Linked DNA regions of Homo sapiens: all the other regions are linked to region 1. Evidence: chromatin loops called from intact Hi-C (ENCODE). Cell type or tissue: endothelial cell of umbilical vein. All regions are shown on one strand. Each heading gives the region's core, and the rest is flanking DNA. Links, peaks and the distances in the headings are about the cores only.

Region 1 (6,261 bases), core at 410-5,409:
GTGGATGCCTGTGTGTGCCCTTGTGTACATGTATACTGGCTTGTGCATGTGAGCACATGTGCATGTGTGTCTGTGTGTCTGTACCTATGTGTGCCCATGCGTGCACTCATGTTCATGTATATTGTTTTGCATGTGTGCCTGTGTGCATGTGTGTACAACTGTGTGCCTGTGTGTGCCCTTGTGCACTTGTAGAGCAGTTTGTTCATGCGCACACATGTGTGCATGTTTGTACATATGTGTGCTTGTGTATACATGTGCATTGGGCAGGAGGATCAAAACCCACATCTAGCCCAGGCAAGGGCCTGGCATGCCCCAGTGTTGTGCTATAACTGTTTAGGTCTTGGCACACACTGAACACAGATTAGGCTCTGCAGACGCCGAGTCCAGGCACAGAACAGTGGCTAAAAGGCCTTACGGTCTTGAGCCAGGGCTGCAGCCCAGAGTCGCTCCAAGGGGTGCCTCACTAGGGCTGATGCAGGCCCTCTGGTGTGCTCTGTGTGCTCAGGAAGCTGTAGTTTGGGCTGGTGGGCACCTGGGACTCCCTGGCCAGGGCCATCTAGTGGTTCAGTTTCAGGGAAGGGAGTTTGCTCCTCCACCCACGTTGGTTGCTGTGGGGAGTTTGGGAAACTCAGTGCTGGCCCAGGAGGGACACAGTCCGGGAAGGCACACATATGACTCCATGGCCCCCTTTCCTTAGGCTGTGGGGGACACATGGCTGATTCTTGGCTTCAGCCATGGCGCCTATGGGAGCTTCTGTCCTCTGGGCGTGCAGGTGTGTGTGAGACCCTCTACTCCCAGGCCTGGTTCTCAAGCCCTGTGACATTCCCAAGCAAGGGGAGTGGGGATATCTGTCAATCCCCCAGAATCCACAGAGTTCCCAAACTACTATGGGGCCTCAGGGCCTCCTGAGGGCAATGCCAGCCAACTCCAGAAACTGCTGTCCCGGCCCTCTGCTGGCCTGGAGGCTGGCTGAGGCACAGGGGCCATGGAGGTTGGTGGGGAAGACATGGAGGGTCCTTCCTGACTCGCCAGCCAATCTCCTCTTCCCAGCCTGCCTCAGGGCCTCCAATGACACCTGCCTGGCATGTGCTTGGCAAGGCGGGAGACATGAGAGTCTCTCAAATGGGCACACACACATGCACGAACACACCACCCTTTCTCCTCCTCGGCTCCTGTAACACATGCAGCCATCTGTTGGCCACCAAGGGCCCTGGATCGGACCACCCCCCACCCCACAGTCTCCATTTCCTGGGAAAAGAGGCTGGTGGAGGTGTGCTGGGGCACACAGGTGTGGCAGCAAGCCTGCCAGCTCCCCAGGGCCACAGGACAGACGTTTCAGGACACAGCCTCAGCCAGGCAGTGGCAACTGTGTCCTGGGTCAGCCCCAGTCACCTGGCTGGTGATTTGAGTTGGTGTCTTGTGGAACATGCAGGGGAACCTGAGAGGTGGCCAAGCCCCTGCAGGGACAGTCTCAGCTTCTCTAGGCCAGAGAACCTCACATGGACAGAGGCCTCCTCAGGCCTACATGTGCCATGGCCTGACGTCTGTCACTTGAGGAAGGAGGAGCTGAGAGGGCAGCCCCCACGCAGGCGTGTCCTGTCTCTGCTCGGCCTGCACGCTCACAGCAGCCATGGGGAGGGCCTGGGGTAACCATGGCAATAGCACCAAGGCTGGGCTTCTCTGGCTGTGTGGCCGCCTGGAGGCCACAGGGGCAGGCTAAGGCCTATGGGCCCTTGCCCAGGTCAGGGTCCTGGAACAGCACTGACTCACAGACAGCTAAATATAGCGCTGCTTAGCAGGAACTGTCAAAAGTGAGGGAGATGAGATCACTGCTTCTAAATCCGGCAGGAAGTGAGAGGCGGCAGCGGCCCCAGACACCTTCTCACTGAGCTACTGCACACGCACTCATGAAACACTCACACATGCACATTCATGCAAACACACACATACACATGCATGCACACACATGCAAACGTGCATGCATACACTTGTGCCAGCGTACCCACATGCACACACCTCCACACGCTCACTCATACATTCACACAATACACATGCACATGTATGCACATCCCCACCCATATGGACCCTGATTTCATGTGCTCACGCGCCCCCACGTGCAAACACCCACACACATACATACAGGTGCACGTGCTCACATTTCACAGCCACACTCATAAACACACACATGTGCACTCACGCCAGCCAGTGGTGCCCCAGTCCAGCTGGGATGAGGGCACCAAGGAAAGGAAGGTGAATGCAGCTGCTGACTGACTATTCCTCTGGGGTCCACCCACCCGCTGCCTCCAGTGTGCCCTGTTCTGTGTGGAGGAGAGGGGGAGTCCAGGATGTCAGCCCTGCCTCTGTGGGCCTCAGTAACCCTAGTGCAAAGCAAATGAGGGGAGGCGAGGGAAGCTAGGCTGGGCACAGCTTGGAGCAAGGGGACCAGCAGCAGAAGCACACTCAAGGGAGTGGCCAGCCCACGGGTAGGGACTATTCCCTGGGGCTGGGGAGGCTGCAGATCCCACCCTGAGCCAAGGCTGGGAGTGAGTGCAGCGAGAGTCCCCAGCTCTGGAACTTACAGATCGAAGACCAGGTAGTGGAAGCCCTCCTCGGAGATGCTGTCGTGGAGACGCACTGTGGGGACAGAGAAGCCATGAGGGGCTGGCAATAGCCCAGGACACACCTCCTGCCTGCCTCCGTACCTGTCCAGGCACACCACCAGCGGTGTAAGCCCTAGGGCTGCCCAGAGGATCGGGCTGGGTAGGGCCCGGGTGGGCAGGCCAGAGGGCAGGGCTGAGCAGAGTGCTTTGGGCCCTGCGGGCCAGCTGGCCACCCAGCGAGCACCCACAGGGCCTCAGGGCAGTGCCACTGCCCTCAGCTGCCAGTGCCTCACCCTCCGCTGCCAGTCTGGTCACCTGTCTCCTTCTGCCAGAGAGAGACCAGGTCCTTTTGGTCCCAGCCTGGGCCTCAGCTGCTCCCAAACACCACGGAGATCAACAGGAGGAGCTCACACCTCCAAACCCCAGAAAGGAGCTGCCGTGCAGCTCCACATGAGGAGAAGCTGGGACAAAAACCACTCATTATTCACCCTGGGTCTTCCCAGGGCTGCCTTCTGCCTTCAGGCTCTGTGTCTCCGCTGTGTCCTGCCAGCACAGGCTGGTGGCAGGGTCCCTGCCTGATGCAACATCATCCAAAATTTTGGGCCCTGAGCTCCAATTCCAGAGCTGGCATGGTCAGCAGGATGGACCACCATCATTCCCTCCTTCCTCCTTGCACAACTTCCCATGACAATCTATGTGAAGCGTGCCTGGCCCTGGAACTCTGCCTGGCGCAGGGCAGGAGCTGGTCAGGATGTGATGAATGAACAAGCGGATGAAGAGGCGAGGGAACAGTGAGTGATTTCAGCACAAAGCAAGCAACCTCAAGGCCTGCTTTTCCTTGAGCTGGAGATGTGCCCTGTACTAAGCAGCAAATATTTTCTAGGAATGACTCATTTTGGACACTCTCCCACGTGCCGGTTCTGATGATTGCTAGAACAACGAGGACGACGACAGCCAACACGCTAGGGCTGTTCTAAGCACTTTGTGTGTGTTATTTCATTTAACCTTCCCAACCACCCCGAGAAGTTACAGATGAGGAAGCTGAAGCACAGGGAGGTTAGGTAAGCAGCTGATAGTCACACAGCTCACAAAAGGCAGAATAGGGCTGTGGACTCAGCGGGCAGTCTGGCTTGAGGGCCTGCACTGCACCAGCCTTATTCCCTCCAGTCCTCAAGTCTTGGAGAGATGAACCTCTGAGGTGTGGCTCTCCTCTACCACTTGAGACTGGGCCACAGACGCTGAATGGGTAAGACAGTAAGACGTAGCCACCTTCTCCTAGGTTCGCAGGTCCCTGGGCCTCAGGCACAAGCAGCCCCCCTTCCTTGCATGCTCCGGCGCTGTCCCAGTTTCTAACTGGCTGCCAGTGCCCTCCCTCCTCTGGCTCTGGTTCTCCCAGGGGCCCAGCCTGATAGCGTCCTTACATCCAGGAACTCCATGTGGCTTCTGGGGCCTAGGCCTCACCTTGCAGATTCCTGGACTCCAGCAGCCCCATACCAATGGCCCTCCTTAGCTCCTAAACCTCAGGCAAAATGCCCTCCACCAAGGGCAGGCCAGGCCCCAGAAGCCTCCACAGAATCAGAAAATATAGGGCAAGCCCAGCCCCTGCCACTTGCACTGGCTGTGTGACCTGGGGCAGGTTGCTCAGCCCATCTAAGCCTCAATCTGCCCCTCTATGAAATAGGATAAATAGCACCTCTTCACAGGGTGGCCGTGAAGATCAATTATGTAACCTTTGTGGTGCTCTGAGACAGTGAGCACTAGGTAAACCACAGTTCTGTGACCATCACTGTCACCATCATCACCTGAGTGTGAAGAATCCCAGGTGACCAACACTCAGCACCAGGGTCTGGGGCCCACTTAAGAGTCCTGGGGTTTTTTCAAGCCCAGTGCAGAAAGACCTGCTCCACTTCTCTGCCTCAGGCCCAGCAGCCCAGCCTTCTCCTCTCTGCCCCCACCAAGCCCCATTCTCAAAGAGCAAGGTATTCCCCAGACCATGTCCTGGGTCAGCACCCTGGGCGGAGGGCAACTCTTACCCACCGGGGCTGTCTGTGAGCCGACGCTGGCCTCTGCCAAGCAGGGACTCCACCAGCTAAGGCACTCATCTGAAACCAATGTCCCCTTTCCCTCTCACCCCTCTCTGGCTGGCTTCTGTCCCAAGAGCAAGGATGCCCTCTCACTAGGTCCCCTGGACCCTCTCTTCACTCCTAGGCTCCCATTCTACCCAGGCTGGCCTCTGCGTCCCTAAGACATGGGAGGCCCACCAACGTCCTGCTTCTAGGACTTGCCTGTGAAATCTCTGGAGTTAAAAAGCTCACCCCTCCCCACTCCTTTCCAGTGGGGGCTGCCCAATAAGCCCAGTTGGGGGCCCAGCAGGCTGGCCCCTCTGAGCTGCCCCACCTGGGACATGCTTCATGAAAATCACACACTCAGAGCAGAGGTGGTCCCAGGGGCCATGGAGGAGATGCCCCCCGCAGAACCCCCATGGGCAGCTCCAAGGGAGGCCCTGTCATCTATGAAGGTACCTCACTGCTCCCTGGGGGCGCTGCAGGGCTGATCTCATGGTGGGGGCTGCCCCTGCCCTCAGGCACCCACCTCCCCATGCAGGCCTGGTGGGGTGGGGCAGAGGCAGATGGGCTCCGGGGTGGCAGCTGGTGGGGGAAATCCCACCTCCTCGGCAGGAAGCAGGTTGCTCAGGCCAGATGGAGCACTGGGGGTCTGTGTGGGGAGTCTGGGCCGTATGCATGTGGACACTTTAAAAAAAAACATTTTTAACTTTTTAAAAATAGTTATATACTTATTTAATGGTTTAAAAGAAAACCTAACTGGCACATCAGACGGCAAATTCACAGACAGGGCTAAGTAAAAAAGTGAATTGTCAGGAAATCTATTTAAATAAAAACAGTAAGCAAATAACACTGTGGGCAGCATACAGAGGTGGCAAACAAATAAAGTCCTGGGTTACTAAGAGGAACCAGGGTGAAGAGTCCAGTCTGGATGCAGTGGGTTGGTGGGCAGCGGCAAATCTCGTCAGGGGCTAAGCTGCAGTAGCAGGCCCCTGAGAGCCCACCTGGGGCTGCAGCCTGGCCCCGGGCCCTGGAGTTGGGGCTGCCGCTTTCCATGCTGGGGTCCTGCTGGGTCCAATGGGGCACCTGCCCCTCTGCCCAGCTCATTGGTGAAGCATCAGATGAGGCGAGGTGGTTCCAGCCCCCTAAACCAGGTGATGAGGGTTCAGCGACCTTCGGAGCCAGGCCCAGGTGAGTGTGTGGATGCCCCAGGCTCCTAAACAGGCTCCCGGTCCCCAGCTGTTCCTTTGGAACAAGCATGCCTGGGCTCCTCCTGGCATAAGTGAATCAGAGCTTTGGAGGAAAGGGCCCCAAATCCACCTGACAGCTCCCCAGGTGCCTCCGAGGCCAAGAGCGGCTGCCGTCCCTAGGGCGTTTCCTGGCTGCTCCCCGACAAAGGCAAGGCCTGGGCTCCAGGCTCCAGATACCCCTGTGGAGCAGCTGACTCTGGGCCAGGGTCACCTGACCCCAGACTGTAGTTCCAGAAGCCCTGGGCCAGCGCAAGAAAACAGTCAGGGGCTCTCAGCCCGAGAACAGCATGTGCTGGGGTCTTTGGTCAGTCTTTCTTTTCCTTGTAATTGGGCCATCTTGTGGCTTTT
Region 2 (6,184 bases), core at 1-5,000, 310 kb after region 1:
GTTGACAAAGAGCAGAGACTTGCCCCGAATCAATGACAGCTTGAGCAGGGCATACAGCAGGAGGAATTTGTCTTCCTCAGTCTCACAGACCACCTGAAACTGCTGTAACTGGTCTGGCCCAGGCAGCTGGGACTCCTGTAACTTAAGGGTAACCTGGGGGAGAAAACAGGCCTGTGGTCAGAAAGGAAAAGAACACAGAGATGTATGGCCACTTACTCACCAACCAAAGCATCAACATTTTAGTGCAGGGCAGAGATGCATTTAAGGATTCCTGGCACCCTAACTCTCCTCCAGTTTTGTAACCTAAAACCCCAAAATGCCCTTATTGTTGTGGTATATAGAGTATACCATATAAACCATATATAAAATACTTCCAAGCACAGAACAAAGAGAAACACATCAATAAAGGACTACATTGAGAAGGGAAGGCCTACAGCAACAGGCCTTCTGAAAGGTAAAGTTTACTTAAGATGAGAACCTTGGCCTTAGAATTTTGGCTCTGCTGCTCAAAGCTGCCCCTTAGGGGAGGTCCTTGCTCAGGATTTTAGGCAAAGCATGGCCTGAAATGGGAGACATCCCTTGTGGACACTTGGAAATATATAGTGATTTTAGACCACTGGCTTTTAGTGCCTCAGGACCAGGGATGAGACACTAAGTGACAACTGTCCCACCCAAAACACCAAAGAATCCCCTAAGAAGGAGCATCAAGATCTTTGAGTGCCCCCATGTCTGCAGCTCCAGACACTTCCATGGTGCCTCTTACCGGGTTATGTAATATCAGCTCCTTGAGTGCTTGTACGTCCTCGTTAAAAGTAGCTGACATGAGAAAAGCCTGGTAAATCCGGGGCAAGTGACTGAAATGAAAGAATCCAATCAGATTCCAGCTCCAAGGGCCGCTAATTGTAGTAACTGGCTTCCAGCCACCCCGCTCTCGTCCCAACTCCTACTCACAGATGTTTCCACTAGGAATCACACCCACCTCTGCCTTACCAGAGGAGACTCTTGAGCTCTTCTTCAAAGCCAAAGGAAAAAAGAAGGTCAGCTTCGTCCACCACCAAAAGCTCCAGGGAGTCACGAAGTTTCAGGCTGTCTTGCTGCAAGTGGCTTAATATGCGAGATGGGGTCCCTACTACCACATCTGGCTTCTCCATCAGCACAGCTCTGGAGGTGGACAAGACATCAGTATCAGGCAGAATGTAGCAGCTGGGATCTCACCCTGGATTTGCTCTCTTTTTTGCCACACACAAACCCAACCCCACAACACTGTGTAGCTTCATTCAGGTACAGCTTTGCTGCTTTTACCCACCTCTGAGAGACTGAGTCTTCAGCAGCTGAGACATTGGCCACTCGGACATCCCGAGCACAGTAGGTAGCCAGCTGCTGAATCATGGACTGTGCTTGCCGTGCCAGCTCCTTGGTAGGAACAAGAACAAGGCCTCTCACTGCCTGTTCTACCACCGGACCTGTCTGTAAGAATATGAATTAAAGACTTTAGCCAGCAGTGCACATCACTGTGTCCACGTGTCTCTACCCCTTCCAGCCTACCTGACCCATCTGCTGCAACACTACTTAGCAGTACTTTGATCATCTATCACTCTGCCCGCCTCAGAATGCAGAGTGGAGAGTTCTTTCCCCAGGCACTGACCCTCAAAAAGAATAACGTACTCTGATGTTTATGAAGCTACTTTAAATATACTAGTTATGAAGCTAAATTCTCACAATAATTCTGTAAGTAGAAAAGATAGATGTGCTCCCTTTTTATGTAAGAAAGAAAAGAAAGTGCTTTGTCGAAGATTACGCAAAGGTTGGTGGTAGCAGGGCCGGACAAGGATCCAGGTAACCTGAACTCCAGCCCAGAGTGTTTGCCACAACAGCACCAGGTTCTCAGGCCGGCCTGCACGGGTACAGGGCCAAGAGAAAACCTCAGACAAACGGGAACCGCCCTTCCCAGGCTTTTGGAGCTTGCCTCCTTCCTCCCCTCAGCTCTCTCGTTACCCACCGCCTTCCTATGGAGCAACAGCTGCAGCATCGGAATAGCATAAGCGGCCGTCTTCCCGGAGCCCGTGCGGGCCCGAGCCAGGAGGTCCTTCCCTTCTAGGGCCAGTGGGATGGCCTTCTCCTGGATCAGCGTAGGTCGCGACCAGCCCAGATCGGTGACAGCCTAGGAGACCAGGAGTGCGGTTTAAGCGGCGTGAAGAGCGATGGCGCGCCCCGCAGAGCCCGTAAGCCGGCTCCCCAGCCCTCGCGTGTACCTGAAGGAGCCGGGGATCGAGGCCCATGTGTTCGAAGCCCAGTGCTTCAGAGTCCTCCATGGCGCTGCTCAGTAGCGCAGCACGCACGCGCTGCAGGAAAAACGCCACCGACGCGAGCGGGAGCAAAGCAACAACCAATCGGCTTCGGAGACGAAGTCACTTCCCGGAAGTGCTGGCGGCCTAGGCTTCCGGTACTCGGACGGAGCTCTGCGACTGCGCAGTCCCTAGGACTGGGTCTAGTAGGAGGCGGTGGAGCGGCCGTGCTGGGGTCGACGGGGTACTTTGGACTACAGAGCCGCTCCACTGGCTCTTCCGGCGTTCCCGGACGCCGCTGACGCACCTGATTCTCGCGACCTGCAGGAGAAGCCTCGGCCGGGGCGAGGGCCGAGGTCGTGACGGGCATGACCGTCTCTCTGCTTGGTTAGGGTTAGTGTCCCGCCGGGCACATCACCCTATGAATGGAGCCACTGAGATAGACTGGGCTGAGGAGAACCGGTTGGAATAATGAGCCATGGCAGCAACTGCCTGAGAGAGAGGACCGGCGGGTTGCTGTAGGGCTCCCTAACCGGACTGCCTGTCAGAAACCTGCACAGCTTGGTTTCTGTTCTTTGTGTCCCAAATCTGACTCGGGTCACCAGTTAAGACCCGTGTCAGACTTCTGACCTACAGACTTGCGTCGTTTTAAGCCAGTAAATTTGTGGTAATTTGTTACAGTAGCAATAGGAAAATAATACAGGTGAGGACTAAGAATCCTAATCACAAATCTTTTTTTTTTTTTGAGACATGGTCTGACTGTCACCCAGGCTGGCGCGATCTCAGGCTCAAGTGGTCCTCCCACCTCAGTCTCCTGGAAAGCTAAGACTACAGGCACGCACCACCACGTCCAGTTAGCGTGTATGTATGTATGTACGTACGTGTGTGTGTGTGTGTATGTGTATATATGTAACTCCTCCTCCCCTCCCCCCTCCCCTTCTCTTCTTTTCTTTCTAGATGGGGTTTCGCCACGTTGCCCAGGACGGTTTTGAACTCCTGGGGCCAAGCGATCTGCCTTCCTCGGCCTCCCAAAGTGCTGGGATTGCAGGTGCGAGCCACTGCTCCTGGCCCATAAGTCTTTCAGTGTAGAAGAGGGAAGCAGAAGAGGTCAAAGTGGTGCCATGTGAGAGCTCAACCCACCCTTGCTGGAGGAAGGGAGCCAGAGCCAAGCTGGAAAAGGCAAGGAAACAACCTTTGTGATTACATTAGGCCCATCCAGATGATCCAGGATAATTTATTTTACAGTCATCTGATTAGCAACTTAATTCTCTTCTGTCATGTTAGGTAACATATTCATATGTTTCAGAGTGGTAGGCCATTATTCTACCTACCATACCACCCAACACAAATCTACATTAAGACTATATCTGAGTGTTGCACAGGAATCTATGTCAACAAGCTTCCAGGATGATCCTGTGCATCCTATCTGATGCAGCCCAGCATCTGAGTACCAGAGACTAGCATCTGGCTGTTAGGTTAGGAGAGATCAGCTCATGCACCAACAGGTAGTCATGCTGGGACCAAATGATGAAGATAGGTACAACTAGTCCCAGTGAGAGCTGGGGAATTGGGCTGGGATAATAGAGGATGTTAAGAATGGAGTGTCCCCTCAACCCCAGAACTTTTTTTTCTTTTTTTGTGGTAAGGAGGGAGAAGGCTGTTTGGTAAGGATGTTGTAAACTCTGAGAAAGCAAGAATTTCAAAAGTCAAGGGTAGTATTGGGGGGAAAATCACTAGAATTTGTGTGTGTGTACCCTAACTACTGTTTTGGTTTTGTTTTTGTTTTTTAGAAGGAGTCTCACTCTGTCGCCCAGGCTGGAGTGCAGTGGCATGATCTCAGCTCACTGCAAGCTCCACCTCCCGAGTTCACGCCATTCTCTTGCCTCAGCCTCCCGAGTAGCTGGGACTACAGGCACCTGCCACCACGCCCGGCTAATTTTTTGTATTTTTAGTAGAGACAGGGTTTCACCGTTGTTAGCCAGGATGGTCTCGATCTCCTGACCTTGTGATCCGCCCGCCTCGGCCTCCCAAAGTGCTGGGATTACAGGCGTGAGCCACCGCGCCCAGGCCCTAACTGCTGTTTTTTAAAAAACTTTTTAGGTCACAACCTATCTGTAAATATGACACACCAGTATGGAAATCCTTATTCTTCTCACAGCCACCAGCTATTGGCCCATCCACTGACTATCCCAATTCCACCTGCCTTATCAGTGGAAAGGTGAAATGTATGCCCACTTTTTCCTCACACCATTCCCCTTTCTATCAAAAACTACCAAGAGAAACCCAGGACCTACCAAAATAGTTAAGATGTGCTCCACTGTGTCTACTGCCAGCCAAACCTGTTGAAGGCTGGCTCAACCCTAATCTGTGCCTTCCTGTCTTCTCACAAACGTAGTCTGATTTGCTGGCTAGATTTCTAGTAACAGCCACAGAGCAGAAATGTGTCCCTTCCCAATATGTCACATAATCCCCAAGAGCCTCAGGCCAGAAGTCCACAACATGTAACTAGTTCAAAGGATAAAATTTTTCTCTGCATTAATTCTAACATGAGGAATACTGAAAACTCTTTTAAACATCTGAAGAATTTCAGCAATTCACAATTCACCTTACTGGAGTGTTACACTGTCATCCAGATTTAGAAACAGGAGGATATAAAACTATTAAATGGAAAAGCCTAGAGAACTAAATTGCATTTTTTTTTTTTTTTCTGAGACAGAGTCTCCCTCTGCCCCCCAGGCTGGAGTGCAGTGGCTCGATTTCTGCTCACTGCAACCTCCTCCCGGGTTCAAGCGATTCTCCTGCCTTAGCTTCCTGAATAGCTGGGATTACAGGCACACACTACCATGCCTGGCTAATTTTTATACTTTTAGTAGAGAGGGGTTTTCACCATGTTGGCCAGCCTGGTCTCAAACTGCTGACCTCAGGCGATCCCCCTGCCTTGGCCTCCCAAAGTGCTGGGATTATAGGCGTGAGCCACCCCACCTGGCCCTAAATTGCATTTTTTTTTTTGTTTTTTTTTTTCAGATGGGATCACTGTTGCCCAGACTGGAGTGCAGTGGCACGATCATGGCTCACCGCAGCCTTGACCTCCCGGGCTCAAGTGATCTTTCCACCTCAGCCTCTCAAGTAGCTGGGACTATAGGCATGTGCCACCAGCTAAATTTTTTGTATTTTTTGCAGAGACAAGATTTCGCCATGTTGCCCAGGCTGGTCTCGAACTCCTGGGCTATAGGGATCCACCCACCTTGGCTTCCCAAAGTGCTAGGATTACAGGCGTGAGCCACCGTGCCCAGCCCACATGTATTTTTAAGAGTAAAAATAGCCAGGCACAGTGGAGTATACCTGTAGTACCAGCTACTTGGGAGGGTAAGGTAGGAGGATCACTTGAACCTGGGAGCTCAAGGTTGCTTTGAGCTGTGATGGCACCACTGCACTCCAGCCTTGGGGACAGAGCAAGACCCCATCACCTGTGCCCGGCCAGCTCACACCTGTAATCCCAGCACTTTGGGAGGCGAGACGGGTCACCTGCGGTCAGGAATTCAAGACCAGCCTGGTCAACATGGTGAAACCCTGTCTCTACTAAAAATACAAAAATTAGCTGGGCATGGTGGCGGGCGCCTATAATCCCAGCTACTCGGGAGTCTGAGGCAGGAGAATCTCTTGAACTCAGGAGGTGGAGGTTGCAGTGAGCCAAGATTGCACCACTGCACTCCAGCCTGGGCGACAGAGTGAGACTCCATCTCAAAAATAAATAAATGAATAAGATAAAATAAAAATACAAAAATTAGCCGGGTGTAGTGGTGGGTGTCTGTAATCCCAGCTACTCAGAAGTTGAGGCAGAACTGCTTGAACCCGGGAGGCAGAGGTTGCAGTGAGCCAAGATCATGCCACTGCACTCC
Region 3 (6,261 bases), core at 754-5,753, 140 kb after region 1:
GTTGTGTGTGTGTGTGTGTGTGTGTGTGTGTGTGTGTGTGTTTAATTACAGCCATCCCACAGGTGTGGCTAGCACCACTGGTCCTTTGTCCTGACCATATACACACAGGCCTGCCTCCTCTGCCTTCCAGACCTGCTCCAGTCAAGTTTCCATCTGTCATCACTGTAACCAAGTGGGCTGCCCTCCATGCTGGGGCAGCAAACAGGACCTGAGGTGTTGTCTATAAAGGTTCTTGTAAAGGCTCTGGAAGAGGAAGGTCTCAGTTGCAAAATTTTAATTATTTATTTATTTAGTACCCTTAGAATATCTTCTATTTTTAAGGATGAGCATATTAGTAAAAACAATATGAACAATATTATTAGCATGATAATTATTCTAAACAAGGGCATTCTAACATCGTTATTGACTTGCCTGGAGTCCCTCTCCACACTGTTCCTTTACAGAATTCCATCTCTCACTCTGAGCTGCAGATCCCCATTCCTTTCTCCTTCCCAAACTCCAGACCTTTTTTTTTAATGGCCCACGCCTCGTAAGTCATTGAGCTGACAAGCTTCTTTATGCTCTGAACATTCTCATGTTCTATAAACTGGTTTAATGTGTAAATGTTTCTGCTGTCACTGTCCACATTTAACTACTTTCCTTAGAGTAATGCTTCTGGGAGGCCTCAGATATGACTTCTGGTAGTTAACCTTAAAAACCACTGAATGGTACAGAGCATACAGGTCTTGCAGGGCTGTCTTCCGACACCCAGTGCAAGATGCAGTTCTGGGAGGACATGGGTACAATGTTCCTAGGATGGAGTTCAAAGACCTCTATCTAAAAATAACACCTCTGATAAAGTAGTCTGATGGTTTTACATTTGTTTTTGTTTTTTTCTGTGAATATTTTATTTTTTTAAAGTCAAGTTTGTGGAGGTATAGTATGCACATAGTAAAAATCACTCTTTTGAGGTCACATCTCCATGAGCTACTGCTACAATCAACCCACATCCCAGCAGCCCCGTTCCCCTTCTCAGCAGTCCTCTCAGCCCGATGCTCGTTTTGCCATCCAGCATGTCCGTGTCCAGAATGTCACATGTGTGGAATCACACAGTGTGCAGCCCTGTATCTGCTGCCTCCTTTGAGTGTGGGGACTCTTGACGCTCAGCCACACTGTGCTTCATGGCACAGGCAGACCACACACTTGTTTGTGGACATGTGGGCATTTCCATTGTTTTGCAATCAGGTAGAGAGCTGCTGTAGAGATCTGCCTGCTTTCTATTCTCCTTGGTAAGTAGCCAGGAATGCGTGTGTTGGGTCACGTGATGTCAGCTACTGTCCAGACTGACCACTCTGCTGCACCCCTACCAGTAGCACAGAAGAGCACCAGGTGCCCCATCTCATTTAGCGCTTGGTGCTGTCTGCCTTCTTAGCAGCTCTTCTAAGAGGTGTCTAGGGGCATCTCATCATGGTTTTGCCTTGCATTCCCCTAATGAATCATGACGTTAAGCTTCTCATGTGCTTATTAGCCTTCTCATTTTTTTTAACATTTTATTTGTAAAGAATTTTAAGCTTAAAGTTACTAGAATAAGTACAAAGACACCCATACAAGTGTTTAGCAGCTGTGTGTCTGTACACAGCTCTCTCACTCTATATGTATGCTGTATGTATAATATATAATAACATAGTATTTTCTCTGAATCATTTAAGAATAGGTTGCATTCATCTTGGCCCTTTGTCCTGAGTTATTTCCTAAGGACAAGGAAATAACTTATGATGATTTACGGAACAGGGTCCAGTCCAGAGTCCTTCCTGCATCTTGGGGGTCCTGTCCTCTTTAATCTAGGACATTTCCACAGCCTTTTTCCTCCCCTGACATCTCCTGATTAACTCATGTGTGCACACCCAGCTGGACACACATGTGTTCCACCTGCAGGCACACAACATCCACAGCCCTCAGTGGGTGGGGTGTTCACTCAGGTTACCTGGCCAAAGGGAGGTCTGACTTCTCCACTGTAGTTATTGACTTGCAAACTCTCCTCTCCAGAACCCCTGCATCCCTGCTCCACCCTGCCCCGCATAGCATCTGCCGGTCCCATCTGTCCCACGAAGGCTGGGAAATGCTGACTTTCTTGCCCTAGTCCCTCCACACTGACTGATGGCTTATGCATCTTATTGAAGCAAGCACCTTCTCTTCTGCAATGAAATTATCTATCTATTGCTGTCAGTACTGACCCCTGGATTCCTGGCCTCTCTGGTCTCTCAATGGCTTATAACTCATTACCATGCTTAATTATGTTGGTGTGAAACAATCCCAGACAAGGTTGGTGGAGGTTGCTTGACTTTGATGGTGCTCAATCATTTCCCTGGCACGTTCTCATTTTCCAGCATAACAAAATGCTCCAGGTTCCTCTTTTATCTACCCAGTCCCAGACCTCTAATCAGTCCATTTCTGAGGGACCCCAGACTGCAGGCTGAACAGTGTTCCCAAAATGTCCTCACAGAAACTTCCACCTCAACATGAATAAACTTACCTCAGCATCCCCCAATCTGCGCTGATGACTCACCAGCATTTATATCCCTTTCCTTCCTTAGTAACGGAACCTCATTTCTATTCAGGGAAGCAATGTGCCCAGCGAGGACGACTTTACTCCTCACAGCTGCCCGCGTGATCGAGACTGGGCCAATGAGACTTATGGGAATGTTGTGGGACGTTCCTTCCGGGAAGGCACCTCAGAGCGAGGGCAGATAACGGGGTGAGACGACAGCGTGGCAGAGGTCCAGGGCACCTGCTCAGCACCTGCTGCTGGGGGAATGTGGGCCACAATGGAGCAGATCTGGCTTCTCAGGACACACCACAAGTCAGCACTGTTATGAGCAATCTCCTGATTTTCAATGCTGTCAAATATTTTTTTAAGCTTGAAAATTAGAAACAAAATTAAGACACTGTATAGGCCAGATAGGACCCAGCTGTGGTCTGAGTGTGGCTGGAAGGCCCATGTATTCCAGGGATGGGGCCGACAAAGCAATGCCGAGCTGCGTTCCTTTCCTCTCCTCCAACCCCATGAAACGAGGGTGCCCAGCACCCTGTCCATGGTGCCACCAAGAGGCACCATTAGCCGGCTCTGCTCAGCACATTCCTTCCACTCACACTGGAACAGGTTTCCTTGGGCTACCGCCTTCTGTTAAATCTGTAAGCTTCAGCTCTTCCCTACTGGAACTGATGAAGGATTCTGATTTCCCCTGAAAAACGCTGAGGGCTCTCCCTAGAGACATCACTTGCACTGAAGGCTTAAGGGCTCACATTACATTCACATACTAATTTCCAGGCTCTGGGCTCTTGCCAAAATGCTAAGGTAATTTAATCTGTAGTTCCCACTCTGAGTTTATGAAGAAGTATGTTAAGTAATCCATGGGATGGCCTCAATGAGCCAGGAAAGTTGTGGGGACTCAGGAAAGTGGCTCGCCAATGAGGACAAGTAGACAATAAACCACCCATCTTCATTTTATCCTCACAATTGTTCTAAGAAGTGACACTGGAAGTATCTGGGTAAATTAGCAAAGATAAGTGAAGATGAAAAGCCCACTGTTGGTGGGGATGTGGGGATATAGGGCTAATGTCATCGGCGACACTCCAGAAACAACTCATCCACCAGGGAGAACCACAGCAACAGCTCAGAGGCTGCAGTTACACTAGAATTCCACTCTTGAGAAATAATCTAAATTGAGGGGAGGAGGTGGATACAGCTTGCACAAAAACACTCACAGGGTTCAAAAATCATAAACAAATATATTACGATGAGTTTTAAAGCCTGAGCTTCAAGGTCTAACTCCTCAAAGAATACTCCAGAGCAATTTCACTGATTTTAAATGACTTGTGTGCGCACCACGTCAATACATGAAGAAGTGTATATGGAACGGCATTCACCTCACATACAGCTACAACGACCATCTCAAGCATAGCCATGTCCAAGAGCCCCCGCAGCAGAGCAGCCACCCACGGCAGCATGGAGGACAGCCTGTCAGCTCCCCCGACTGCAGGAAGAAAGGAGGATGGTGCGCATGCCAACTGCCTAGCTTTGGGGACTGAACGAGCTATCGGAAAAAAGAGCTGGTGCCGTTGCCACGGCTGATTTTACATCTTCGTAACCAAGAAAGGAGCTTGCCTGAGTCAAGAAGTCTCATTTAACATTCTGAAGTGTGGGAGGGAGGGAGGGAGGCAAGAACTGTCATACGGTTTTAGCAGCCACCCCTGCCTGCCCTGGCTGGCTGATGTGGGATCCACGGCACAGGGAGGAGCAGGTTATGTGGAAGGCAGCTGGGAAGCGAAGGCCATGTCTGCACTGGGCTGCCAGGAGGTCAGAAGGTCAGAATATCTAACCAAGGAGCTGAGGGTGGTGGCAGCAGCGCAGCTCTGGACGCCATCCCTTTGCATCCTTCTCATCTCATGCAGCCTCACAGCAGTGCTGTGATGGGAGACCTGCACTGGTGTCTGGGGCTGCCCTAACAGGGAACAACAGACCAGGCGATACAAGGCAATACAAATTTATTATCTCCCAGCCCCATGGGCCAGAACTCTGAAATCAAGGTGTCAGTAGGGCCATGCTCCTGCAGAGACTCTAGGGGAGGATCCTTCCTGCCATTTCCAGCTTCTGGTGGCTCCAGGTGTTCCTGGGCTTGGTGGTTATATCATTCATCTCTGCCCTATCTTCTCATGGCCTTCTCTGTGTCTATCTCTGTCTTCTCCTGTTTCTTATAAAGACAGGTGTCACTGGATAATCCAGGGTGATTCCATCTTGAGAGATCCTTAACTTAATCATATCTACAAAGACCCTTTTCCCAAATAAGGCCACATTCACAGGATATCTCCAACCCTTTAGAGCAAAGCCCTCAACTCACTTTCTTTAGCCATTCCCAGTGCCTGCACAGGGTTGGGTACTTAATGATAAGAAACCAACAAACATTGGAGATCAACAAGACTACAGTGCTCAACCTTGTTTGAACGGTGAGAAATGGAAGTACAGCAAGGCTAAAGAGATGACCCAAAACCTGGCAGCTGCTTGACAGGGAGCTGCAACCCAAAGCCAGCCCCTCTGATTCACCTGCAGTCCCTCTCTGCATCCACACGCTCAAAGCAGTGTGCCAAGCTCCACACAGCAGACGTGATGCAGCAAGCGGGAGGCAAACAGGATCTTCGTGAATCAAAGCAATCGGCTCATTAATTCACAATATTATCTCAGATATGTAATCAGAGGAAACAATGTGGGCTTAAAAGGTCACACATAAATAAATAATTATATCAAGAAGACAACAAACGCCTTAGCTCCTGTAAACAGCAAAGTTTCTGTGATATACTCTGTGTTTACTGCAGTAGAGGCTACGTGGTCCAGAAAGAGGTGGAGGCAGGCAGAGCCCTGCACGGGAGCACTATGGGAAGAGTTTAAATGCTCTCCATAACTCCTCTTTATTCAGGTACTTGATTTCTCACAGGTGAAGGTGCATTAGGAACGCAATGCCATCTATTGATAATAAAGGCACTTTAAGGAACCATGGGAAAGAACTCATGCAGTGTTTCAATTGTAGAGGAATTTTTAGCAGAGAATATTTAGGAGCCGTGTTCACGGGCAGTGACAGGTGCCCCTCAGTCTGCAATGGTTCTGCTGAATTTCTACAAGCTCTTTGAGTAGCAGGTGTTTCATGAAAGCTAACTAAAAAAACTAAAGGCAGCCAGGGCACAAATGAAGCCTGGACTCAAGCAGAACACACAGGTGGAGACAGGCCTGCCGGGATTGTGCTATGGCCCCGGGGGCCCTGGCATGAAAGTTAAACATCCAGCTATCCTCTTAAGGCACAGCTCCCCCAACCTCCTGCCTGGTGGCTGCATCTCACACATTTACCTAACACAGGGAAGACTCTGAAACCCACAATGGGGACCCACACTCCTCCCTCATGTTCTGCTCCACAGAGCCTTTCAGCTGAAACGGAGCAATGCTTCCCAGCCCCGACAGGTCTGAGCCTTCTCCAGAGACTCCCGTTTCTCACAGCACTGGAAAAAGCCTTCTGGGACAAGGCAGGCATGGGTTTGAGGTCTAGCTCTACCCGCTTCGCAAGCTACTTACCTTCTCATAGCCTCAATGTCCCAATACGTAAAATAAGTTTGCAGAGAATTAAACAGATTGTAAGGCACCTCACAAAGAGCCTGGCCCAAAGACTGTGTTCATTGAATGGCGGCCATTATTAAAAGAAGTTAATGTTTTGGCCACTAGTCACATCCCTATTCCAC
Region 4 (6,261 bases), core at 798-5,797, 49 kb after region 1:
CTGAATAAAAGAAGCCAGTCTGAGAAGGCCACATACTGTGTGAGTCCAATGGTATGACATGCTGGAAAAGGCAGAAGAGAGTCAAAAGACCAGTGACTGGCAGGGGTTGGGTGGAGGGAGAGACAAATAGGTGGAGCACAGAGAAATTCTGGGGCAGGTGAAACTACTCTGTGTGACACTGTAATGACAGATACATGTCATTCTACATTTGTCCAAGCTCATATAATCTACAACAGCAAGAGCAAACCCTAATGTAAGCTATGGGCTTTAGTTAATAATATATTAATATTGGTCCATCATTGTAACAAATATGCCAAACTAATGCCAGATGTTAACAACAGGGGTGGGGAATGGTGAAGGGGAATATGGGAACTTTATACTTTCAATCCAATTTTTCCATACAGACAAAACTGCTCTAAAAATGAAGCCCATTAATTTCTTTTTCATTGTAAAGAGAAAAAAATTGTATCTTTAAAACACCAGGATAGAGAAGGACTTTTTAAAACCATAGGCAGAAAAGCATGTATCACAAGGAAAATGCCTATATATTTGCCATATAGTGAAATTTAAAACTTCACTGTGACCTGAGGCCCTGAACAACATTAGGAAAAGGTGTTTCAGGGACTCTAAAGTCTTCCCCTGGAGCTGTCATCACCCCGGGAGACATCCTGACTGTAATACCCACCTACGCATGGCCCTCTCAGTGTATAAGGGTTCCCTTCAGGGCTCTCAGGCCACAGTGAAAGATGGGGCTATGCTCCCCATGTCACAGGAAGGGACAGGCACTGAATGCTCTGCTGAGACCATGGCAGCATGGATGTGGAGGTGGGATCAAACCAGACCCCTCTCCCCTAGCCAGGCACAGTGGCTCATGCCTATAATCCCAGCACTTTGGGAGGCCAAGGTGGGAGGATTGCTTGAGCCCAGGAGTTCAAGGTTACAGTGAGTTATGATGCACCTCTGCACCCCAGACTGGGTGGCAGAGCAAGCCCCAGTCTCAAAAACAAAACAAAATGAAACAAAAAATCCCCAAGCCCCCCAATCAACCTCTTGCCGCCCTGCACAGGTCCCCTGAGGTGCCCTGCACTGGCTCAAAAACAGTCTCCTGGGGAGATGGACGGGGCACCCCTGTGAGGTGGGGGAGGTGGGAGCAAGAGGAAAATGAATCACAGGACTTGAGCCAAGTAGAGCCCTGAGAGTGGGAAGAAGCAGGGCCGGGAGTTGGCAGCAGGACCAAGACAGGGGCGAGAGGCCTTGGGTGCCGTCTTGGCTCACTCCATCACTCGGTCACGCTGGCTGGGCCAAGGCAGAGGCAGTGGGTGTCAGAGACAGCTCTTCCAGCTAGAGAACAGACTTTCACATTTTCTGGATTCTTGCGAGCCAGCTGATGTCATGTTGTTAGCTTGACATTGGCCACGGTGGGCATCTTCATACCACAGAAATGGGCAAACACCACCCACCAGGGACCCCACCCCTCTGTTAAACATTGACCAGGCACCACTTGAGAGGGGACTGCAAGGGGGGATGATGTGGCCTCCCTCTACATACCCCAAATACCCAGAGGGAGGGGGGTTGAGGGTCAGGAGGGAGGAGAACCTGACAGGCCAGAAACCACCTAGGGGCTGAAATTACATGCTCCCCATGGGAGTGAGAGAGGAGAGGGGGTGAGCACTCTTCCTGAGGAGAGGGCTCACAGGGGAGCCAGTCTGACTGGGGGTTCTGAAAGCCACGGTGGGCTGGGCTGGGATCCCCGTAAATCCAGCCTGTCCTGTGCAGCCTCGGTGGGAAGTTCCCCCTTCCAGGGAGGGTCTGGGACTTCTGCTCATTCTGTATCAGCATCCATCTTTCTCTTTCACTTCTCCGTTCTCTCAGGTGAACCATATCCTCCAGAAATCTTCAGCAACAAATGTCTTCCTTTAGCAACCCCACAGGAGCTGTGCCCCAGAACAATGGCCATGACCCCAGTGGGGAGGTCTGCATTAAGCAAAGAGCAAAATAAATACAGAGATGAAGACAGGAGGGAGGACCACCCAGGAACACCTGTAGCCCACTGTGCCCATGCTCTTCCAACAGACTAGGGGAGGCCTGCAGGTCAGGCCTAGCCTCTAGGGTGGAGAGGTCCAGCCTGTCTCTTAGCCCTGGACCCAGCCTTGAAGCATGTGGTGGATTATGCAGATAATGCACAGGGGTTGCTGGAGAACTGTCACTCAATCTGGCCATGCTGAAACCAGTGAGCAGGAGGAGGGTGTGGGCAGGAGGAGGAGGGTGTGGGCAGGGGGAGGAGGATGCGAGCAGGGGAGGAGGGTGTGGGCAGGGGAGGAGGGTAAGGGCAGGGGTAGGAGAGTGTGAGTAGAATGAGGAGGGTGTGAGCAGGGGAAGGAAGGTGTGAGCAGGAGGAGGAGGGTGTGAGCAGGAAGACGGTGTGAGCAGGGGGAAGAGGGTGTGAGCAGGAAGAGAAGGGGGTGAGTAGGGGGAGGAGGATGTGAGAAAGGGGAGGAGGGTGTGAGCAGGAGGAGGAGGGTGTGAGCAGGAAGAAGAGGGTGTGAGCAGGGAGAGGAGGCGGTGAGCAGGGGGAGGAGGGTCTGAGCAGGGGGAGGAGGGTCTGAGCAGGGGATGGAGGGTGTGAGCAGGAGGAGGGTGTGAGCAGGGGGAGGAGGGTGTGAGCAGAGGGAGGAGGGTGTGAGCAGAGGGAGGAGGGTGTGAGCAGAGAGAGGAGGGTGTGAACAGGAGGAGGGTATGAGCAAGGGGAGGAGGGTGTGAGCAGAGGGAAGAGGGTGTGAGCAAGGGGAGGAGGGTGTGAGCAGAGGGAAGAGGGTGTGAGCAGGCGGAGGAGGGTGTGAGAAGGGGGAGGAAGTTGTCAGCAGGGGGAGGAAGTTGTCAGCAGGGGGAGGAGGGTGTGAGCAGGGAGAAGAGGGGGTAAGCAGAAGGAGGAGGGTGTGATCAGGGGGAGGAGGGTGTGAGCAGGGGAGGGTGTGTGAAGAGGAGGGTTTCAGGAGGCTCAGCCTGGGGCCTCCTGTGTCATTGGCGCCATCTGGCCCCTGGCACTGGGAATGGTCTGCCAGGGCTCACTGCATCTTTGGAATTCCTCCCCTGCCCACATGGAGAGGCTGTCACGCACATCAGGGGCCAACCTACTCCCTGGGACAAGGCTACGGTGCCTGTGTCCTAGGGCCTTGGTCCTGGCCTCATGAGATGCGCTTAGCCAGAGTCTGGTGGAGGTGGCCCATTAGCCTAGGGCCACCTGGAAGGAGCCTGTGGGAACTCTGAGGGGAACGCTGAGAGCTGACCCTTGTTGAATTTGTTTTCCTGTTTTTACCCACTGAAAGCTTTCATTTATTTTTCTGTGAGCTGTTGCTGCTGTCATCCGTACTTCAACTGGGGTTTTGGCCATTTTTTTTTAACTGGGGGGCCTCATTCTGTCACCCAGGCTGGAGTGCAGTGGTGTGACTGCAGCTCACTGCAGCCTTGATCTCCTAGCCTAAGTGATCCTCCCACCTGGGCCTCCCAAAGCGCTGGGATTCCAGGCCTTTTTGACCTATAGGAGCTCTTTCCATATGAGGGAAACCACCCATTCACCTCATGTAGCCCAAATGCTGGGAGGGCCTGCTGTGGCCTCACCCACACGGGATGTGCCCAGGAGGCATGGGGCAGGCACGTTCTTGTTCTGTTCCCTAACAGGAATGTGAACACTTTAAGCACAAGGCACGTCTCTTCTCCTCTTTGCCCCTAAAATCCAGATGTGCAGATGGCTAATTGCCGGAGCTGCCATCCTGACTCTCACCTGAGAAATTCCAGGGACAAGCTGAGCTGTGGGATGAAAGAAGTGCCCATGGTAGGTGGAGCCAGGATGCCAGATAGGAAGGCCCAGGTGGCTGGGGGAAGAGAGACAGGGCCTGCCCCATGCCTGTGTGTGGTGGCGCCCAGCATGGTGTCCTGCTCCTGGGTCCCCATCCCCCTGCCCCCGGCTCGCATCCCATGTCCCCCTCCTCTCCTCACAGCTTGCCTTCCCTGATTGGGAGCTGCTGGCCCTCCTCCTGTGCATCCCCCCACTTCCTTGGTCATCCCCTTCAGAACCACACTGCTGCCCTCTCTGAGCTGGATCCACAGGGACACCCGGAGGGCAGGACAAGGTTCCACCAACGTGTCTACTTTGGGAAGATGAAGGCAGGAGTGACATTACAGAGAGAGGGAGGTGCGGGCCCCCCATATCCCACCTTGTCCGGAGGGCAAGGCCCCGTCCTACTCAGGGAATGCAGACCACTAGCCCCAAGACTGGCCATGAGGCACAGAGAAGGCACTTTGCCCAGCAGCAGGCCTTGCACATCAGGCGGTGTGCGAGCCCCTCGTCTCTCCTCACAAGAGACCAGGGGCTGAGCAGACCATCCCTCCCCGGGGCCTCTGTCCATGGCCAGCCTGCCCTTTACTGCCTGCCAGCCGGAAGGCCCAGAAGGGTCCAGCAAAGGCACTGAGGGAACTGAGCTGCGGTGACCAGCCTGGCTTGGCTTAGCCCTGTCAGGGGGGTTGTGTCCTCAGGTCTGGCTAGGCTGAAACGGACCCCAGAGCCCTGCCCAGCACTGCCCGCCTGGCCTAGTAGGCTCCTACCACCAACGCGGATTCCACAAACCACTGCGACTGTGCTGTGCACTGTCCCAGAGGAGTGGGCGGGCACCAGGCCAGGCCCCAGAGAGGAGAGAGTGGTCTCACCACAGCCAGGCTGGTGCTCCTCCCTGCAGGGGGCTGGGACAAGGGGCAGTTCACAGCTGCCCAGCTGAAGCCGGGCTCTGGGGCAGGGGTCAGCCCACCCACCTGGGGCCCAGGCCATCTGCGCTCCTGGCCTGACGGGAGAAGGGACACAGACGGAGGGTTTAAGGCCACTGAGCTCTCAGGACGGCCCGAGTACCCGAGCTCTGAGCCAGCAGGAGCAGGAGGGCTGGGCTGCGCCTCCAGCCCCGGGGCCCACCCTTGCTGCGCCCCCATCTCCCTCCTGCACGTCCAGGGGCTGCCCTGGACCACATCAGGTCCCCAGCTCCGTCGCGCCCCTAAGCACAGGGCATGGGGAGGGCCCTCGGGAAGGACAGGCAGAAGCGGTCCCCATCCGAGGAGTCCTCTGACCCCAGGGTGCGGGTGTGGGCTGGAGTGCGGTGGGGTCGGGACTCTGCGCCCGCGGCGTCCCAGCTGTGGAAAGGACACAGCCTCCTCGCCCGGGCAGGAGCGCCCGCGGGGGACCAGTCAGTCCCTCACCCTAGCAGTGGGACCTGAGTGGATCCAAAAGCCAGAGACACCAGCCCATCGGAAGAAACTGGGGACGAGAGAGATTCCGACGCCAGCACCGTAGGGGCCGCACTCGGCGTCCGTCCGCGCAGCCTTGCAGCGACCTTCAAAGGCGGCGCTTAAGAGCCGGTCACGCCCCTCCTGGAGCGGCGGCCCGCGGGTAGTCACCGCGCCTGAGCAGCCAGAACCAGGCCGAGGCCGCGCGGCTCGCGAAGGACACGCGGGAAGAGCCTTTCCGCCGGCTGAGCCGTGGGCGCCACCGCCAGGGACCCCAGGCTCACCAAGCCACGCGCGGAACCGCACGGTGGCCGAGACCGGGCGGGGGCGGGGGCGCTTTGGGAGTTAGGATACGCTTTGTGCCCGCTTGCTGCTTTTTTCCTGCAAGCTGCGCATCAATTAAAGTACTCGGGTTTTTGTTTGGTTTCAGATCAATCAGATTTCATCCTTCGAAAGTTTTATTCTCAAGGAATGCAAAAGGATTTTGGAAGCTTAGAAATGTCCACGTAATCAGACTGTGGGTCACCTGCATGTGGGAGAGATGAGCTTTGGGGCAAGTCTCAGAAGAAAGAAATGGGGCTTCCACAGAACCACTTCCTGGGGCCGGAAGGGACTGGAGAGAGTCATTTGACCCAACCCTCCTGGTTCGTAAGTGGGGAGGCTGAAACCCAGAGAGTTACGTGGCAGCCCAAGGCCACACAACCCAGTGGCTATGTCATGCGCGGTGGGAGGGGGCCATGTATCATGTCCTTTAAAAATGTCCTTTGTACACCCGCATTCATAGCAGCATTATTCACAACAGCCAAGAGGCAGGAGCAACCTGCGTCTGTCAATAGATGAGCAAAATGCACACAATGGAATATTATTCAGCCTTAAAAAGGAAGGAAATGCTGACACAGGCTACAACATGGGTGAAACTTGAAGACATTATGCTCATTGAAACAAGGACAAACACTGTCTGATTCCACTTATATGGGGTCCCTAAAGTTGTCA
Region 5 (6,261 bases), core at 741-5,740, 120 kb after region 1:
CCTTGAACTGAACCCCAATGGCTGGGGGTCCTTTTTCTCTTTTTCCTTCCTTACCCTAGTCCTGGAACCCACGGTCTCTAATGCTGAAATTCCCAAATCACAACAGCTTGTGCATCCGCAGGAAGCTCTTCTTGTCCTCCTGTTCTGAGGGAGCGGGGACTCTCCCACACCAGCCGCCCTGGTGTAGATCGCATGGGCTCCACGCTGTCCTGCCTACCCGCTCAGCAGGGCTCTGTGTCCTGGGGTGAACCTATGGCCGCGTCTTCCCGCAGAGAGTGGGTGGTGTTGCCTCCTCTTTCATGTGTGGGGCCATCAGCCCACATTTCTGTAATGCCTAACCCATCGCTAACCAAAAGTCAGACATGGCGCTGCGGAGATGCTCACCTTCAGGTTCTGGCACCTTCCACCTGCCTTGGTTTCCTCAGCTGTCATGTGGGGTATGGGTAGGATGCACCTCAGGCATTGTTCAGGGCAGTGCTTCTCAAACTCACCCCCAAAGCCTCCACCCCCAACCCCCCCCCGAGGGGTTCTGATCCTGTTGGGGAGGGGAAGATGGGAAATTGCACCTCTGATCTACTCAGGTGTTGGTGGCTTCCACTGGAACCCCAACGTGAGACCACCTCTGAAGACTAAACCCACTGCTACATGCTCCAGTGCCAGCGGCAGGTGACATTCCCAGGGAATCAGCAAACCCTGCAAAGCAGACATGACGGTGGCCTTAAGTTAGGGCTCTTTTTTTTTCTCCAAGACACAAAAATGACTAACCTTTAGAAACGGGAATATTTATCTTGAACACAGAGAGGACCCTGAAACCCTGCAGGCCTGCCTTGAGCACCCAAAGTACACTTCCTCCATGTCCTTTCCGAGTGCACCTGTCAGTCTCTCTCCCTCCCTGTCCCTCCAGTGTCCATCTCTAAGACCCTGAGTCCCTCTCCCTCCCTTTCCCTCCTGTGTCCATCTCTGAGTGTCCCTCTCCCCCCGACCCTCCCATGTCCATCTCTGAGTGTCCCTCTCCCTCCCTGACCCTCCCATGTTCACCTCTGAGTGTCCCTCTCCCTCCCTGTCCCCTCATCTGAGTGTCCCTCTCCCTCCCTGTCCCCTCAGTGTCCCTCTCCCTCCCTGTCCCATCTGAGTGTCCCTCTCCCTCCCTTTCCCTCCTGTGTCCATCTGAGTGTCCCTCTCCCTCCCTGTCCCTTCCACGTCCCTCTGTGTCCCTCCCTCCCTGTCCCTCCCGTGTCCATCTCTGTGTCTCCCTCCCTCCCTGTCCCTCCTGTGTCCATCTCTAAGTCCCTCTCCCTCCTTGTGCCTCCTGTGTCCCTGAGTGTCCCTCTCCCTCCTTGTCCCTCCTGGGTCCCTCTCTGAGTGTCCCTCTTCCTCCCTGTCTCTGATCTCTTTGGATCTCTACTGGCCTCTCACACTGCAGCCAATGTCTCTGGTCTATCCACTCTGTCCCCACCCTGCTCCCTAGGTGCCCACTCAGCCCTGGCTGGCAGCTTTGGGTGCTGGTCTTACATCCCAAGACTGATGTTCTGCTTCCTTGGGGCGAAGGACAGGGCAATCCCTGTGAGGGGGTCAGTTCTCAGAGAAGAGATGGGCCTAGCTGACCCCCAGCTGGTGTCTTCCTCACAGTTGAGTGCATGCTTCTCAGGACTTCAGTAGAGGATTCCACTGAGCTGGGTGAAAATGAGTTTCTCTCTGTCCCCACATCATTCCCCTTTCCATGTTCCTTCCCATGGGGCTCCAGCAGCAGCCTCTGCTCCAGTCAGCTGTGGTTCTCAGTGTCCACCTGCCTGTCTCTCTGGTTTGGGGACAGCGTGTGCTGTGTGACTGTGATTCTCTGATGGATCTGAGAAATGTGGATTCTCCGCTCAGCGGTTTCGTTGTTCAGATGGGAATCCCTTCCATGCTCCCGACTGTCAGGGGCTCCTCCCAGACGTGGTGGAGGCTGGAGATGTCAATGCTAGCTGGGGAAGCAGCCAGGGGCTCCCAGGCTCTGGACTTGGGTGACCCTGTCCTGAAGGTTCCTGGGAAGGGGGAGAAGGCAGGTGGGATGTGGAGGGTTGGGTTGTATCTCCACCTGGGTATTCTCCCAGAGTCAGCAGCAGAGAGCTCCCAGGTAGAGTGCCAGGTGGCCAGACTTCTGTGAGGGGTAGGCACTACCCAGGCTGAGAGCCAGGAGGGGCCAGAGATGCTTTTGGTGGGATCAGTCCTTCCTGCTGGGCCCATGGTGCTGGGATTCTCTCCAAGGGCTGCAGGCCCAGTCTTGCTCATGGCACTCACTTTCTGTTCTCCATGCAAGCCGGATGTGAGACAAGAAACTCAGACCATCTCAACTGCTTAGTGCTTTCTTCCCCCAAAGCCCTGCGATGAGGAAGTGGGCAGTGGGATAGACTGCTCATTTGGTTGTCTGACAGGTCACGAATGGGCCCACCTACAACACAGGTGGCTTGGGTGCTGCCACCAGCCACAGCCAGGAGAGCAGGTCTCTAAACCTGAGGGAACAGGCCTTGGGCACAGGCAGACTTACTGGGGAATCTGGGCTCTATCCTGGGAGTAGAGGCAGCTTCTATCCCAAATGCCTGCCCTACAGCCCTGCCCTGCCTCTGGGAAATGTGCCTGCCCTACAGTCCCACCCAGATGGGAAATGTAGGGGAAATGCAGCCTGAGTCTAGGGACTCATGGTGGCCTGAGCAGAGAGTAAGGAGTGATCCTCAAGTATGCCCCCCACCTTGGAGGACCAGGAGGGTGGAAGGGGAGTTTAAAGTGCAAAGACAGGCTCCAGGCTGGGAGTTCTGGAATAAATACAACTTGCAAAGGGTTGTATTCAGAACATTCCTACAAGTCAACAATAAAAGACAAACAGCTTAGTAGAATAAATGGTGAAAAATAGAAACAAAATTCACAGAAGGAACCTGAATGCCTAATAAAAATATAAATGGGAGTTCAACCTCACCATGACAAGGGAAATGCATGGGCAATCCAACTTTACACTCAGCATGACTGCAAACATTACAGAGTCCATTAAAATGGTGAGGAGCTGAGCAACAAGACCCACTCGCAGGAGGGGTACAGAGGATGCCCTGTGACCCCGCAACTCCACTCACAGGAAATGCCTAGGGAATCTCTCACACTTGAGAATGACTGCTGCATTGTTGTAATATTGAGAAATTGGGGCCAACCTAAGTACTCACCAACAGGATGTTGTTAAATAAACTGTGATATCTACTCAATGGAATATCACACCCCACCTAGGGGAGCAGAGGAGACTGTGTATGGACACAGACAGCTCATGAAGGTAAGGGAGAAAGAAAAGCAACTCACAAAGATACTGATTTATACGGTTTACAAATACACGTACAGTGAAAAATGACACCATCAAGCCAGGCACAGTGGTGCACACTTACAGTCCCAGCTACTTGGGAGGCTGAAGCAGGAGGATCACTTGAGCCCAGAGGTTTGAGTCCAGTCTGGGCAACACAGGAAAAACTCTGTCTCAAAAAAAAAAAAAACTTTTAAAATGACCATATCATGGAAAATTCTGGAGAGCAGTTATCTTGGGACAGAGATGAGGCAGTTGGCGGGGCGGGGCGGGGTGGGGGGGAACAGGGGACAGGGGTGGTCACAGGAGTCCTAGCTGCTCTGAAGTCGTGAGTGGGGACAGCAGAGCCTGTTCAGGAGGCTGCTGACTGTCCAGGGCTTTGCTGAGTGCCTGGCTCTGCCAATGGGAGGTTACCAGCAGGAGAGCCTGGAGTGTCGAGGAGTCACCACGGCCCTGCACTCAGTTAATGCTCTACTGTTGCTGTCTGGATATCACTTGACTTTTGGGTGTGGTTGGTGTTGCTTTAAGTTTCTGGGGATAGCAAAAGCTTAAGAAGTGACTCTTGCCATCACATGGCTGACCACCTCTGGTGAGAACACTGGAGAATAGTTTAGGGGTGCCCGAGTTTCCCCCACTGCATAGAGCCTGGTGCCAGGGAAGACAGGCTGGACCTGGCTGTGGCCCCTTGAATGGTGGCAGGGAGACCACAGCACATCGCAGGGCCCTGAGGATGACGTGTATTTGAGGGGGCAGGGTTCTCCAGTAGCAGGTGTTGCACAGTGGGGAATGGTGGGTGCAGAGCTGGGTTAGTTTTAGCAGAGGTGTGAAGGTGATTCCTCTCTGAGCTGGAGGTGGAAGCAAATGGGAAAACGGTCTGGCATAAACAGACAAGCCCCGGGGAGGCAGACAGCGTCCACCACTACCAGGTCCACCTGCTTTAGGTATACCTTCCTACCAGGACATGAGAGCCCACAGTGGCTGGGGTCTTGTCATCAGGCACCCTGAATGCTTTCAGGTGGATGGTTTGGATCTCTCCTCACCTGGCTGGTCAGGCCAGGGAGGACAAGCTGTGGACCTAACAGGTGACCACTGTCCAGACAAGGCCTATTCTACCTCCTTGCCTGGCTGTCCCCTCCTTAGGCCTGTTGCCCCTTCCTCTCTAGACCCTCTGCCTGCCAGGTGTGTAAGCCTTTCTGCCTGGACAGCCTCATTGAGACAGCCCTAGACTAACAGTCACCCATATTGAGCCCAAGCCCACCCTGCATGATGCCAAGCTTAGAAATGTCACCCTGGAGTCACAAAATCCCTTCTTTGCATTACCAAAAGAGGTGGTCACTCAGGGGTGCTGGAATCTTCCCCACCTTAAGGCTTAGCTCCAGTCTGTAGCCCATTCCCTGACAGGTACCTGGGTTTCCCAGCCTTTGATGACCCCAAACGCTGTCTCTTCCCTAAGGGTCACTGCCTTGGGATTTGCCTGCAGGCTAGGCACACCTGGTAAATGAGGTCTCCACACACTGGGTCATTAGTACCCACAAGCAATCACTGTTGAGTTCATGAACTCTCAGGCTGGAGCTCAGCAGTCCCACTAGGGACCACCACTGGGGTCACAAGATGGCCTTGATCCCCAGTTATCTGGATCCCCAGTTCCCTGAACCAGAGCAGCTTCCTAAACTCCCTAGTCCAGCAGAGGTTAGGGCTCGCTTTCCCTGCTAGAGGGGCCTCCTCCAAACCCCACAGTGCCCCAACAACACTTCCTGTCCTCTGGTAGACCCTTACCTGCCTGTGTCTTGCACAAAGTGCACACTGGGAGGCAAGAGCCTGTCTCTGCAGTAAGAAGGGCTTGGGGCAGTGCTCCGCTGGCAGGCAGACAAGGCAGGCAGGGCCCCAGCCCAATGCCTGAGTCAGCAGGCTCCTAACAGCCTGAGTGACCTCCTCATAGCATGGGGTCAGTGCAGCGGCAATGTCTGGGTTGTTGAGGGTTTTGATGGGTGATCAATGCTGGAGGATCCTCCCTCTGCCTTCCCCATCCAACACAGATCATCTCCAATGTGCCAGACCTGTGCTGGGCAACAAGGTTGGCTGAGATGGCCTGAGACAGGGTCCCTTGATGAACAGTCCACTGGGAATGGGGCCTGCAGTGGCCCTGGATGATTTCAGTATCTGCCACTCACCTTGGTCATGATGCCACAGAGAGTGTGGCATGGCCAGGACTGTACCTGGGGCAGATGGTCTTGCTCTTTGGTTCTGGGGAGGAGCGCAAAGTGACTGGGCTCAGGTGAAGGAGCTGTTGGCTTATGAGGAGGCTGCTCCAAGAAGCAAATAGGAGACAAGGAACCACTGGCCTGCAGATGGGGCAGGATCCTGGACCTGGGCCCCCCGAGTCACCAGCCACATGGCCTTGGGAGTGTTACTTACTCCTGTGATTGTAGCACAATGAGGGGTTAGACTACAAAGTCCCTCAGGCCCTGACCAGCTCTGGGGAAGAAGGCCTAGGACTGAGAGAGGCAGCAGGGAGGCTGGCCAGGGTCACCTCCCAGGTCCAGGCAGCTTTCCTGCAAGTGTTTCCTAAGCTGTCCTTCTCCAGGGAGAATAGCCTCAGCCCTGCCTGACAGGAGGCGGCATACACCTGAGCGCCTGACAGTACCCTCGTGAACCTGCCTGAGGGTGGCCACATTCCCACACCCCATGTGTGCCTATCTCCATCAGCACTGAGAAGACAGCAAACGCCAGCTTGCCAGGGGTTTACCCAGAAAGCCCAGCGCATACCCCCAGAGTGTTCTGGCAGACCTGTGCCAGCTGGGTTCAGTGACAGTTCATCCTGCCATGGGCTCTGGTCTCCCCATCACCCTCTGAGGGGGAAGCAGGAAGTTGTGAGGGGTAGCCGGGCCTGACCTCTCTTCCCTGGCACGATGCTGTCTCCCTGTGCAAAGTGGGGACTTCAG

Evidence for each region. Peaks named below come from ENCODE experiments on the same cell type or tissue, not always from the same donor. Only the 100,000 strongest peaks of a DNase experiment are listed, where the experiment ranks them.
Region 2: it touches region 1 in a loop (4-fold over the local background); 65 of 110 quality-filtered maps call a loop at or near these places.
Region 3: a loop joins it to region 1, with 8 times the contacts of the local background. A loop is called at or near these places in 5 of 110 quality-filtered maps.
Region 4: a loop joins it to region 1, with 3 times the contacts of the local background. A loop is called at or near these places in 45 of 110 quality-filtered maps.
Region 5: a loop joins it to region 1, with 5 times the contacts of the local background. A loop is called at or near these places in 12 of 110 quality-filtered maps.

What each region holds. Positions count from the first base shown.
Region 1 is chr7:44,256,293-44,262,553 of GRCh38, forward strand. CAMK2B (calcium/calmodulin dependent protein kinase II beta) reads right to left here. Exons shown (of 24, transcript NM_001220.5): 4 at 2,580-2,634. Among named protein-coding and RNA genes, the nearest start is that of YKT6, 58 kb to the left of the region's middle. RefSeq lists enhancers at 1,504-1,583, 2,464-2,513, 5,868-6,261. In endothelial cell of umbilical vein, for the core only: no CTCF peak of the experiment used is centred there; DNase peaks (open chromatin) are centred at 1,789 and 3,419; H3K27ac peaks cover 3,117 bases.
Region 2 is chr7:44,571,584-44,577,767 of GRCh38, forward strand. DDX56 (DEAD-box helicase 56) reads right to left here and starts at 2,325. Exons shown (of 14, transcript NM_019082.4): 1 at 2,253-2,325; 2 at 2,000-2,161; 3 at 1,307-1,467; 4 at 991-1,161; 5 at 764-854; 6 at 1-153. The coding sequence starts at 2,312. RefSeq lists an enhancer at 1,942-2,091. In endothelial cell of umbilical vein, for the core only: no CTCF peak of the experiment used is centred there; a DNase peak (open chromatin) is centred at 2,408; H3K4me3 peaks cover 1,839 bases; H3K27ac peaks cover 1,603 bases.
Region 3 is chr7:44,396,086-44,402,346 of GRCh38, forward strand. All of the region lies in intron 4 of NUDCD3 (NudC domain containing 3), which reads right to left. Among named protein-coding and RNA genes, the nearest start is that of CAMK2B, 74 kb to the left of the region's middle. In endothelial cell of umbilical vein, for the core only: no CTCF peak of the experiment used is centred there; a DNase peak (open chromatin) is centred at 2,666; H3K27ac peaks cover 2,328 bases.
Region 4 is chr7:44,304,484-44,310,744 of GRCh38, forward strand. The region is part of intron 1 of CAMK2B (calcium/calmodulin dependent protein kinase II beta); the gene reads right to left. Among named protein-coding and RNA genes, the nearest start is that of CAMK2B, 18 kb to the right of the region's middle. RefSeq lists enhancers at 1,758-1,807, 4,403-5,006, 5,007-5,608. In endothelial cell of umbilical vein, for the core only: a CTCF peak has its summit at 3,052; DNase peaks (open chromatin) are centred at 3,048 and 5,418; H3K4me3 peaks cover 608 bases.
Region 5 is chr7:44,375,793-44,382,053 of GRCh38, forward strand. It overlaps NUDCD3 (NudC domain containing 3), which reads right to left. Exons shown (of 6, transcript NM_015332.4): 6 at 3,327-6,261. Among named protein-coding and RNA genes, the nearest start is that of CAMK2B, 53 kb to the left of the region's middle. RefSeq lists an enhancer at 2,187-2,376. In endothelial cell of umbilical vein, for the core only: no CTCF peak of the experiment used is centred there; a DNase peak (open chromatin) is centred at 3,119; H3K27ac peaks cover 2,426 bases.